Regions from separate parts of the Homo sapiens genome. Here region 2 is linked to region 1. The links are chromatin loops, found by intact Hi-C in ENCODE. Cell type or tissue: gastrocnemius medialis. All regions are shown on one strand.

Region 1 (5,000 bases):
GTTAGAGTTGAACCTTTTGGACTCCTCTCATCTCAAGATGGCAAGTAGATTTTGTGGGTTAAGTCCAAGCAGTTGCTACTGGCTGTAAGGAGTTCTCTGTTGAGGATTCTAAAGGGTGGCATGATTGATTGTTGGTGTCTGCCCTGGATGTAGAAGTGGGCAGTGGAGCTATGCATGCTGTCAATTTGGTACCCATGACCTCCTTATTTTATAGAGGGGCAGACAAGGCCTGAGGAAAGGATGAGAGTTGCCCAGGGTCACCCAGGAAGTTGGTGACATTTTCTTTCGTGTTATGAAGGGCCTACCACAACACCTACCTCCTACCTGCTTCTGAAAGTGTATGAAGGAGGGAAAGCTCTCCCAGGGACCTGGCTGGGGTGGGGTGCTGGTTAGAGCTTGCTTTTAAGTGAGCCCCTGCTGCAGTGTGCATTCGTTGTCCTGGTCACCGGGCATGGGGGAGTTAACGTGTTCCTGGGGCACTTGGCGGGGAGTGCTGGGTGCTGTGGTGCCCAGGGCCTCCTGAGTACTTCGCTAACCCAGCCTCGCTCCGGGCTCAGAGACGGGCTCTGTTGCTGAGTAGAAGAGTGTTCCTGTTCAGTCACCCAGTGCTGCGCCATGAGGGAGCCTCCCCGAGTCCACACTGGCCCTTTAATAGCCATCAGACAAACAATGTTCCCAGTGACACAAACATCATCCAAGGCACTTCCCGTGGGGGAGCCCGGGTCATGGACACACAGATGGCATTTGGCAGCTTCTCCTGCTGGAGTCAGGAGGGGCATCAGTGCCCAGGAGGCTGGCTGCCAAGTTCGCAATGGTTGCTGCTGCTTCCCTGCTGCCCAGAGAATTCCCTGTGCTGAGAAGGGTGTCTCTCACTCCGAGAAAGAAAGTCACTGCCATTGGAGCTGGTGCAGGGTTTGGGGGCAAGACCAAGAGCTTCCTTTTATAGTAAGAAGAGCAGAGATGATAGATACTAAACTTAATAACTTTGCTGGATAAAAGCAGAAATGAAAGAAAGGAAGTTAACAGACGCCTGCACCCATCTGACAGGCTGCAGGAACAGCTCTGTACAGCAGCCCCAAGAAGGAAGGGCAGACCACACTTGAGGTTTCAGGGGCTCCTCTAGGAGGAGGAGCAAACACAAGGCACTACCATTGCTCCTGCCGTGCCAAGGGCCTCCTGAGGACTTCGCTCACCCAGCCTCGCTCCGGGTTCATGGCAGTCCCATGTTCATGGCAGACACTGCGAATTGATTACTGTACATTGTCCAATGATGCACCTCAGAATCCTTCTCAACACAGTATGCCAAGAGGTCTCTGCCAGTCAGCTAGAATTGAAAAATTAGAAGTGGAAACCTACTTGCCATTCTTCTTGATGAAGATAAGGCAAGTTGGGTTTACAACAGTGAGAGCATCCAGCCCTTAGACTATTTCCTGGCTCTGAGAGATAAGGATGCCCGCATCCCATTATGGTGGTCCAGGTGTACTGTTAAGCAGTGGGTACTCTTTCCTATGCTGTGAAACCACTGGTCCTTAATCCTGAGGTGTTTACTAATGAGGGAGTCCAGGGAGAGCAGTAGGGGCCCAGAGACCCGAGACTTAACTGAGTTTCCTCAGTAGCAGTGCAGGAGACCGTGGAGGGAATGAGTGACCCAGACTTGACCCCTCTTCAGATGAGGGACAGGGACCAACTGGGTTATTCCCCGATAGTGGAGACCTGAAGAGGGGGATAATGGAATCTAAATATTCACAACTTACAGCATTTTGCAAGGTGCGCATGGAGCAGACACATTCCAGGGTGTCCTAGCCAATACGGAGAAGTCTCCAGGAGGGGATTTCAACTCAGTAAAAGGAAGGACTTCGTGTGATCATGGGAACTGTTTGGTAACTGGACATAAGCCTGTGAGGGAGTGAGTTCCCCGTCCTGACATAGGTGATCAGGGAGGGTCACTGGACAAAGTGCAGGAGCGGGAGTCAAGGATGAGATAGATGGGAGACTGGATTCTGCAAGGATGTTTCTAGGCAGCAAGCTTTCAGGACCGAGGTACAGAGGTGTTCTCACACACATAGGGCAGCCCAGAGAGCCAGGAAAAGAGGAGGAAGGAGCTCCAACCAGGAGGCAGCAGCCAGGCTATGGCGCTGGAAGGAGCAGCAGAAGAGCTTGACAGTCATTCAGACACAGCCACGTGGGTTTCAGCCTGTGACAGACCCAGGCAGCGTAGGTGCCAGGTCCTGCTTCATCGTGCCAGCTGATAGTTCGTTTCCTGTTTCAATAGGTTGTTGGCAGGGCCTCACACAAGAGCCTGCCAGAACCAACACTCAGCTCTTTGCTGCAGCCACTCGGAAAGGAGGAGTTCTGGCCACCCTCCCAGGCGCGTCCTGTCTCTGCTACTGACGCTTCCTCTTGGGGTCTGAAGGGTTAGAGGGTCCCTGTTAGAAAGGGCCCTTGGGCTGTAAGTCAAGAGCCCAGGGTTTACCCTACTGTGGGGACTTGAATAAGCCCCTTAACTTCTCTAAGCCACCGTGTCTTGAATGGTCAGTAGGTAGAATAAAAGTCTGCCCCTCTTTCCAGTAGAATTGTTGGGGGCAGAGTGACGTAATAGGTATGGAAGTGTTTTTAACGGGACAAAAAACGTAAAACCAGTACCACTGCTATTAGCTGGAACCTCAGGACATTGATGCCTCTGGGGTTACCTCTAGAGTGACAGGAACCTAAAAGGCCAAGGTTTTCAAACATTTGTTTTTGCTCAATACCTCCTAAAAGAATTTTGAAAACTGTATATTCTTTTTCACATGTTTGAGTTGCCATCTAACATTTTTATCCAAAGTTTAAATCATTGCAAAGGATATAATTTCCAGGATATTGTGTAAAAAAAAAAAAAAGGTGGCATTTTGGAAATAAAACTGTGAACCAATTTTCAAAATGTATCCAAGGGAATCCAAACACTACCACTATTTGATATCCACCATCATCACTTCAAAAACATATGAACAAGCCTATCTTTAACAGTCAGAAATTTTACATCTTTCCTTTTTCTCCTTGAGCTCATATTTCCAGTCCACTGCCCCCACAGGGTTTTATCCTAATGTAAAATATATTTTTTATGCTTGAAAGTCTTTTATTGATCACTGTTTCACACTCATCACCATAACAAGATGTACATAAATTGAAATTGAAATTTCTAAAAAAAAAAAAAATTTCCTGGGATCATAAAGCTCTACATTCTCCAACATTTTTTTTTTCCAGATTGAGTTGTTATTAGCATACAATTCATCAAAAACAAATTTAGGTAAATAGTAAATGTAAAAGTAAAAAATTATTGAAAATGCATCTCTTAATGAAATGGATAGGGCTTCATTTCTTTCTCAATTGGCTCATGTATCTCTGAATTAATATTTCTTATTGCTAGAAGGAGACAAGATTCGACATTAATTTAATTCCTATCTTTTGGTTTTTGTAGGTCTAAGTGCTTAGAAAGCTCAGTCACATATGTAAGTAGCTGGCAGTGGATAGAGTTTTGTTTTAGCAGTGTCACTCAATTCTTTGAATTCCTTCCAAGTTGTATGCCAGAAATCACACAGGGGTCTATCATCAGATGATATTTTTAATGGTCTCTTCGCTGACAACTCCATTATATCCTCCTCTAATTTTGTTGAGAGCAGAGAGTTGGAAGTCACCCGATTCAAAAAAGGAGTTGTTCCTGGTCATTAGATCCACTCACTTTCTGAGCCCGACACCAGTATTGTAGGGTCACCTCTTTGCTTGGAGCCCCAGGGTTTTCATCTCTTGGGGCAGGCACCGTGGTAGGATTAGGGGTGGGTGAAAGGATCGTCTTTTGTTTGTAACGTGGCACAAGGGTGAAGGTGAGAGTGGGAAGAACCAGCGAGTGGGGCCTCCCACCTGCCAGATTCTCTGGCACATTGATTTTAGGAAAGAACACATTTAGAAGCTGATGATTCTCTTAAGGCTGTGTGGACCTACTTACCCCTTGGGCAGCCACCACACACCCCCAGGAGATTTGTGCTTCACTCAGAAGACCCTGCTCCAGAGGACATTTGGTTTGAGGCCAAGCCCCAGAGCCTCAGGAAACCCACTTGTCCATGACTTCCCTGTTCAGATCCCCTGTCATTCGGCAAGCCCTGGACCCAGCTCCTGTTGCATGTTTGAACAGAGAGGGCTGGACACACTCCTGAACATTTGTTCTCTGAACAGTGGCTCCTGAGACGCTCTGAGCTAAATATGGGACTGTCCATTGTAAGGAACCAGCCTTCTGTCCCTACCCTTGCGTTTTTCTTCTCTCATTCACCAGCTTTGGATTTCTATCTTGTCACATTTTGTGTATTGTGAAAGGTGCCCGAGCTTCTCTAGACCTGGCTGGGTGCAAAGGGTTGCTACCCCACATTCTTTCTCAGAAGCCTGCATCCTCTCCTAGGCATCTTCCCAGCGTCCCCCTCTGTGACTTCAGGAACTAGACCCCCTGTCCTCGCCTGGTCTGTCTGATGCTCTGGGAGGGAGCTAAGCCAGGTGTTTAGGGAAAGTGCTCAGTGGGAGCTGTGAACTCGGATTAGTTGGGATGGCGACTGTTGCATCACTTGTGATAGCAGGAATGGGAAGAGGAAAAGTCCGCTCCTGCCTCCTGTGTGCTGGCAAGCCCTGCCAGCCATCCCTGGGAGCAGTCCCAGGGCTCTCAATAGGGCACTCTGGGGAGTCCTGTGGCAGCACCAGACATAGTGGGGGGCTCTGCTGCCCTGTAGCATTTAAGGAAAGTGCCATGACTGAAAGGAACACACAGCTTGCCTGACATCCAGCAGGTGACCTGGGGTGGTGGCAGTAGCATGGCTCTGGATCCCCAAGGCCTACTTTGAGCCCAGTTCCTTGCCAGCCACTAGCCAAGCTGATGCTCATCCTTGCGACGGATGTTGAGTTGCCAGCCTCATGAGGACTTCTGGGAAGATGGTGGACGGAAATGAGACCTGGTAAAGGTTCTCTCTCTCTCTTTCTTT
Region 2 (5,000 bases), 140 kb before region 1:
GGTGGAAGGCGTCGGCGCGGCGGGGCAGCAGCGCGTACACCTGTAGCAGGAAGGAGAGCTGGCAGCCGCACAGCGCGCAGGCCAGGGTCCGGGTCCCGGCAGCCCGGCCGCGCCCGGCCACGCCCAGCCACGCTGGCCGCCCGCCCCTCTAACATTAGTTCTTCAAATTTTTTCTTCCTTTTTCTTCTCTCCTCTCATTCTGGGACTACCATTGTATGTGTGCTGATATACTTGATGTTGTCCCAAAAGTCTTTAAGGCTCTATTCATTTTTCTTCAATTTTTATCTTCAAGTTCACTGATTCATTCCTTTGCCATCTTGAATCTTCTGTTAAAGTCCTCTAGATGAATTTCTCATTTCAGTTATTATATCTTCAACTCCAGAATTTCTCTTTGGTTCTTTTCAATAATTCCTGTCTGTTTATTGAGATTGTCTATTTGTTGATTCAATGTTTCCATACTTTCCTTTAATTTTTTAAATGTGATTTTTTTTAGCCCTTTGAACATATTTAAATAGCTGCTTTGATGTCTGTCTGATAAACCTAGAATCACTCAGAGGGAGTTTCTATCATTTCCCCTTTTTCTTTAGCATGAGTCATACTTTCTTTGCATGTCTCATTTTTGTTGGTGGTGTTTTTGAAAACTGAGGATTCTAGTTATATATTGTAGCAACTCTGGATTCTGTATTTCCCCCCCGAAGGTTTGTTCTTTTTAAAATTTGTTCATTGTTTAGTAACCTACCTGAGTTAAATCTATCTCCCCAGTGATATGGAGCTGCTGATATCTCTGCCCAGATTTTTTTTTAATTCTTGTTTTCCTTTTTAAGACTGACTTCTTAAGGCTCATCCCTGTGTCTGTGTAGCCCACTAGTCAGCTAATGATAGGACAGAGGTTGTGCTGAAGTGCCTCAAGCAAGTAAGGATTCTGTCTTGTGCTGAAATCTGTGTGTGGGTAAGGGAATAGATTCAAAGTTTAAGCCACTGTTAAGTCGACTCCAGCATTTTAATTTCAGCTAGGCCCTTCTGGGTCTCCTGTGCACATGTGTCCAGCCTCAGGGTCAGCCAGGATTGTGTATACAGTTTGTACTCTCTTTGGTCTCGGCTGCTCATATGCGCACCCTCAGCCAGGAATATGCTTGCCTTAACCATGACTGTAATCTCAGACAAGAAGAGCCATTGGCCCTCCCTCCTCACTTGATGCCAGGATAATCACTTTCACCAGTGCTGCTGGATATGGGTACCTATTGCTCCAAATTGAATAAGTGTAGCTGTCTGTCCTCATGGACCTGCCATATCCTGACAGAATCTCAGCACCAACTAAGCTGGGAAGAAGGTGGAAGTTAGGATCAGCCCCAGGTAAAGACACCACACTTCCACTGTTCTTACCCAAAGTTCAATAGTTTTTCAAACATAAATGCTTCTGGAATTGTTGTGTGCCATTAGTTGATTTCAAGAGGAGTGAAAGGGTTGTTTTATCAATTTTGTCCAGCTTTATGGGTATTTTTTGGGGAAAATATTTGCTGGTCTCCTTACTAGACCGTAGCCAGAAGTTTGAAATTTCAGGCTATAATTTTATACCCAGGTTAACTAACTCTGGTCATGTGTTCTTACTATGCCGTGTGGCCTCCCTTATGTTGCTTTAGCATCTGAAAATTTACAAAGTTTTTTTTCACAAGTATTACCTAGTACCCGGGACAATTCCATAACATTTTTGTTTCTGTTTTTGTTTTTTCTAGTTTTAGAGCTGAAGCTATTGAAGTATAAGAGATACTGGAGATAAATATTTACAAAGAGAAAACTTGAGTTTGGAGAGAAGGACATTAATCAAGAATGTAAAACGAATCAACGACTGTGCCAGAATAGGAACCTAGGTCTTCCATTTCCCAGCTGAGGGTCTTTGTGCATCACCCACTTGCTTTCTTTTGGAAGAGGACTGGGGATAAAAATATTCCTCATCCCTCCTCCACCCCACCTCCATCATGACCTTACTGGTATGAGGAAAAAGCCCAAGTCAAAGGGCAATAGACCATTGGCACTCCCTGCCCCTAGAGGGTGCTACTCTTTCTATAACATGGACACAGGTTGCCTAGAAAGGTGATTTAAGTGTGAAAGCATTTTTGATTATGGCAATTGCATACATTCTTTCAATCGAATTCTAGCTGGATTAACCTGTCTTTAGTATATGGCTATGAATAATTTATATTATTATCTTTCATAATATAATTCTGTTTAAAGTGTCCATTAACATTGCTTTTTCTCAGGGACTTTCCCTCAACTCCTGAGTTTTAGTTGTAGTTTGTAGCAGCCTGTTGAAGCATTCATGAGTGAGGATTTAATCAGGCAATTTTTGCAAAAATGATCAGTTTTCAATGAAAGGAGATGACAAAATATTATAGTATTAAAATAAGTAGATATCTGTGTATCGTAGTTACAAAATGAAAAATAAAAATCCTTCCAAACTGCTCTGAAATTCCTCCTGCTTCATAAATATGGGCTTTCTGATTCTTCTAGGGGGCAGATTTCTTTGTTTTGCTGCAATTTTTTTTGACGGGGAAACTTATTCTTTTTGTTTAAGTACAAATGTCAAGTTCAAAATGGAATGTGTGGTGGACATTCTCTGGTTGCCCCCTAGACTCTCTGCCCTTCTCTGCCTTACTCTGTGCCCAAAGAGGTGACCTCTAAGGACTGTAACAATTAGCTCCCCTGCCCTTTGGCTTCTGGATGATTTGACCAATGAAGGTACCAGCAGGAAAACAGCATAGGAGGAGAGAGAGATCTGTGGATTTGCTCCCCTAGCTCTCTTGCTGCTAGCCGTGGTTTGGCAGTGCCCTGATGCCTCCCCTAAAGACACAGGTCCTGTTGGGGGCCTTCTCCTACAGCTACAGGTCTCGTCAGGTCCAGGTAAGTGCTCTTTCCCTCTACCTGTTCTGGCCCAGGGTGGAAATGGCTTTGTACTGTTGCTAGTCCTTGGTGCTTGATCGGCCTCTGTTGCTTTGCCCTAGTCCTGCTCTCAGGTCTGTAAATAAACACTTGATGAACTTGCATACCTTTCATCCTGTTTGAGTGCTGGGAACTGCTAGACTCAGCCTGATACAGCAAGCTAGCATTTGGAGAGAAAAAAAAAAGAAGAGGGCCCAAGAGGGTGTCCTGAGACCAGCTTTGGTCTTAGCTCAGGCACTATTTTGCCATATGACCTTGAGTAAGTCCTTTCTTCTCTCTGACTTTCAAATGGCTCATCTGTAAAAAGAGCAGCTGGGCCAGGCGCAGTGGCTCATGCCTATAATCCCAGCATTCTGAGAGGCTGAGGTGGGCAGATCACCTGAGCTCAGGAGTTTGAGACCAACCAGTTTGAGGTCAACATGGTGAAACCCCATCTCTACTAAAACTACAAAAATTAGCCGGGTGTGGAGACACACTTGTAGTCCCAGCTACTCGGGAGGCTGAGGCAGGAGAATCGCTTGAACACGGGAGGTGGAGGTTGCTGTGAGCTGAGATCTTGCCACTGCACTCTAGCCTGGGTGACAGAGTGAGACTCCATCTAAAAAAAAAAAAAAAGCAGTTGGACAAAACCAGAGGCCTTTGCACAGTTTTTTGCTCATGTGCCACCGAACGCATTCTGAAAAAATACACAATCAAATATTTTTTAAATTTTTCCTCATGGTTTTAAATAGTTGTAAAGGGTGTAACATCCTATGTATTGTAAATATTAATGTTTAAAATTAAACTGCTAACATCACTCCTTTAAATATATCCAATGGAATTTAAATATCACAGTAATTTTATACCCACCATCATCCATTGAAAAATTGATGAACAAACTCTCCTTTAACAGTTAGAAATTTTACAATGTTCCTCTTCCTCTTTTAAGTCATTATTTCCATTCTACTTCCCCCATAGAATTTTATAGGAATGTCATATCTTTTTTCTGCTGGTAAGTCTCATATGGATCATCATGTCATAGTGTCTAAATCAAAAATATGTTTGTAGGCAAAATTTTCAGAATTTTTATATTTCCTGGGATAATAAGGCTTTAAGGGTTAAACATTTCTCTGAATTGAGATATCAATGCAATAAATTTTGGGATACAACTGATTAAAATTTAGATAATTGTTAAACAGAAAATGTAAAATTAATGGGAATTCATCTCTCACTGAGATGACTGGGGAAGGGTCTGGGGAGTCTTGATTAAAAGAACGTTTACTTTCCAACATTTGCCCTCAGCCCTCTGTTTGGTGCTCTCTCTCCCCCCACCCCCAACTCAGGTTTTTTTCCTCTCCAGGCAATGTCTCGTGGTAAGGTTTGGGATGGATAAGACATACACCTTTACTGTATCAAAGGGGAGAAGGGTAGCTGAGAAAGGGAAGGTGAGAAAGGAAATCCAGGTTCACATCTTCACATGGGAGTTCTCAGGCCGGTCAGTTTTTTTGTTTGTTTGTTTTTGTTTTGTGTGTGTGTGTGTATGTTTTGAGACAGAGTCTTTCTCTATCACCCAGGCTGAAGTGCAATGGCACGATCTTGGTTCACTGCAACCTCTGCCTCCTGGGTTCAAGCAATTCTCCTGCCTCAGCCTCCTGAGTAGCTGGGATTACAGGCATGTGGCACCATACCCTGCTATTTTTTTTCCTTTTTTTTTTTTTTCCTTTAAGTTCTGGGATAAATGTGCAGAACGTGGAGGTTTGTTACATAAGTATACCTGTGCGGTGGTGGTTTGCTGCACCTATTAACCCGTCATCCAGGTTTTAAGTCCCACATGCATTAGGTATTTGTCCTAATGCTACCCCTCCCCTATGCCCCCACCCCCTGACAGGTCCCATTGTGTGGTGGTCCCCTCCCTGTGTCCATGTGTTCTCATTGTTCAACTCCCACTTATGAGTGAGAACATGCGGTGTTTGGTTTTCTCTTCTTGTGTTACTTTGCTGAGAATGATGGCTTCCAGCTTCATCCATGTCCCTGCCAAGGACATGAACTCATCGTTTTTTATGGCTGCGTAGTATTCCATGGCG

Evidence for each region. A loop is a pair of places that touch in the nucleus more often than their neighbours do. Peaks named below come from ENCODE experiments on the same cell type or tissue, not always from the same donor. Only the 100,000 strongest peaks of a DNase experiment are listed, where the experiment ranks them.
Region 2: a loop joins it to region 1, with 2.1 times the contacts of the local background. A loop is called at or near these places in 2 of 110 quality-filtered maps.

What each region holds. Positions count from the first base shown.
Region 1 is chr9:113,992,064-113,997,063 of GRCh38, forward strand. The region is part of intron 3 of ZNF618 (zinc finger protein 618); the gene reads left to right. Among named protein-coding and RNA genes, the nearest start is that of AMBP, 84 kb to the right of the region's middle. In gastrocnemius medialis, no CTCF peak of the experiment used is centred here; DNase peaks (open chromatin) are centred at 738 and 2,238; H3K4me3 peaks cover 666 bases; H3K27ac peaks cover 2,002 bases.
Region 2 is chr9:113,851,490-113,856,489 of GRCh38, forward strand. It overlaps the pseudogene PDCD2P1. Among named protein-coding and RNA genes, the nearest start is that of ZNF618, 22 kb to the right of the region's middle. In gastrocnemius medialis, a CTCF peak has its summit at 2,043 (motif pointing right); no DNase peak of the experiment used is centred here.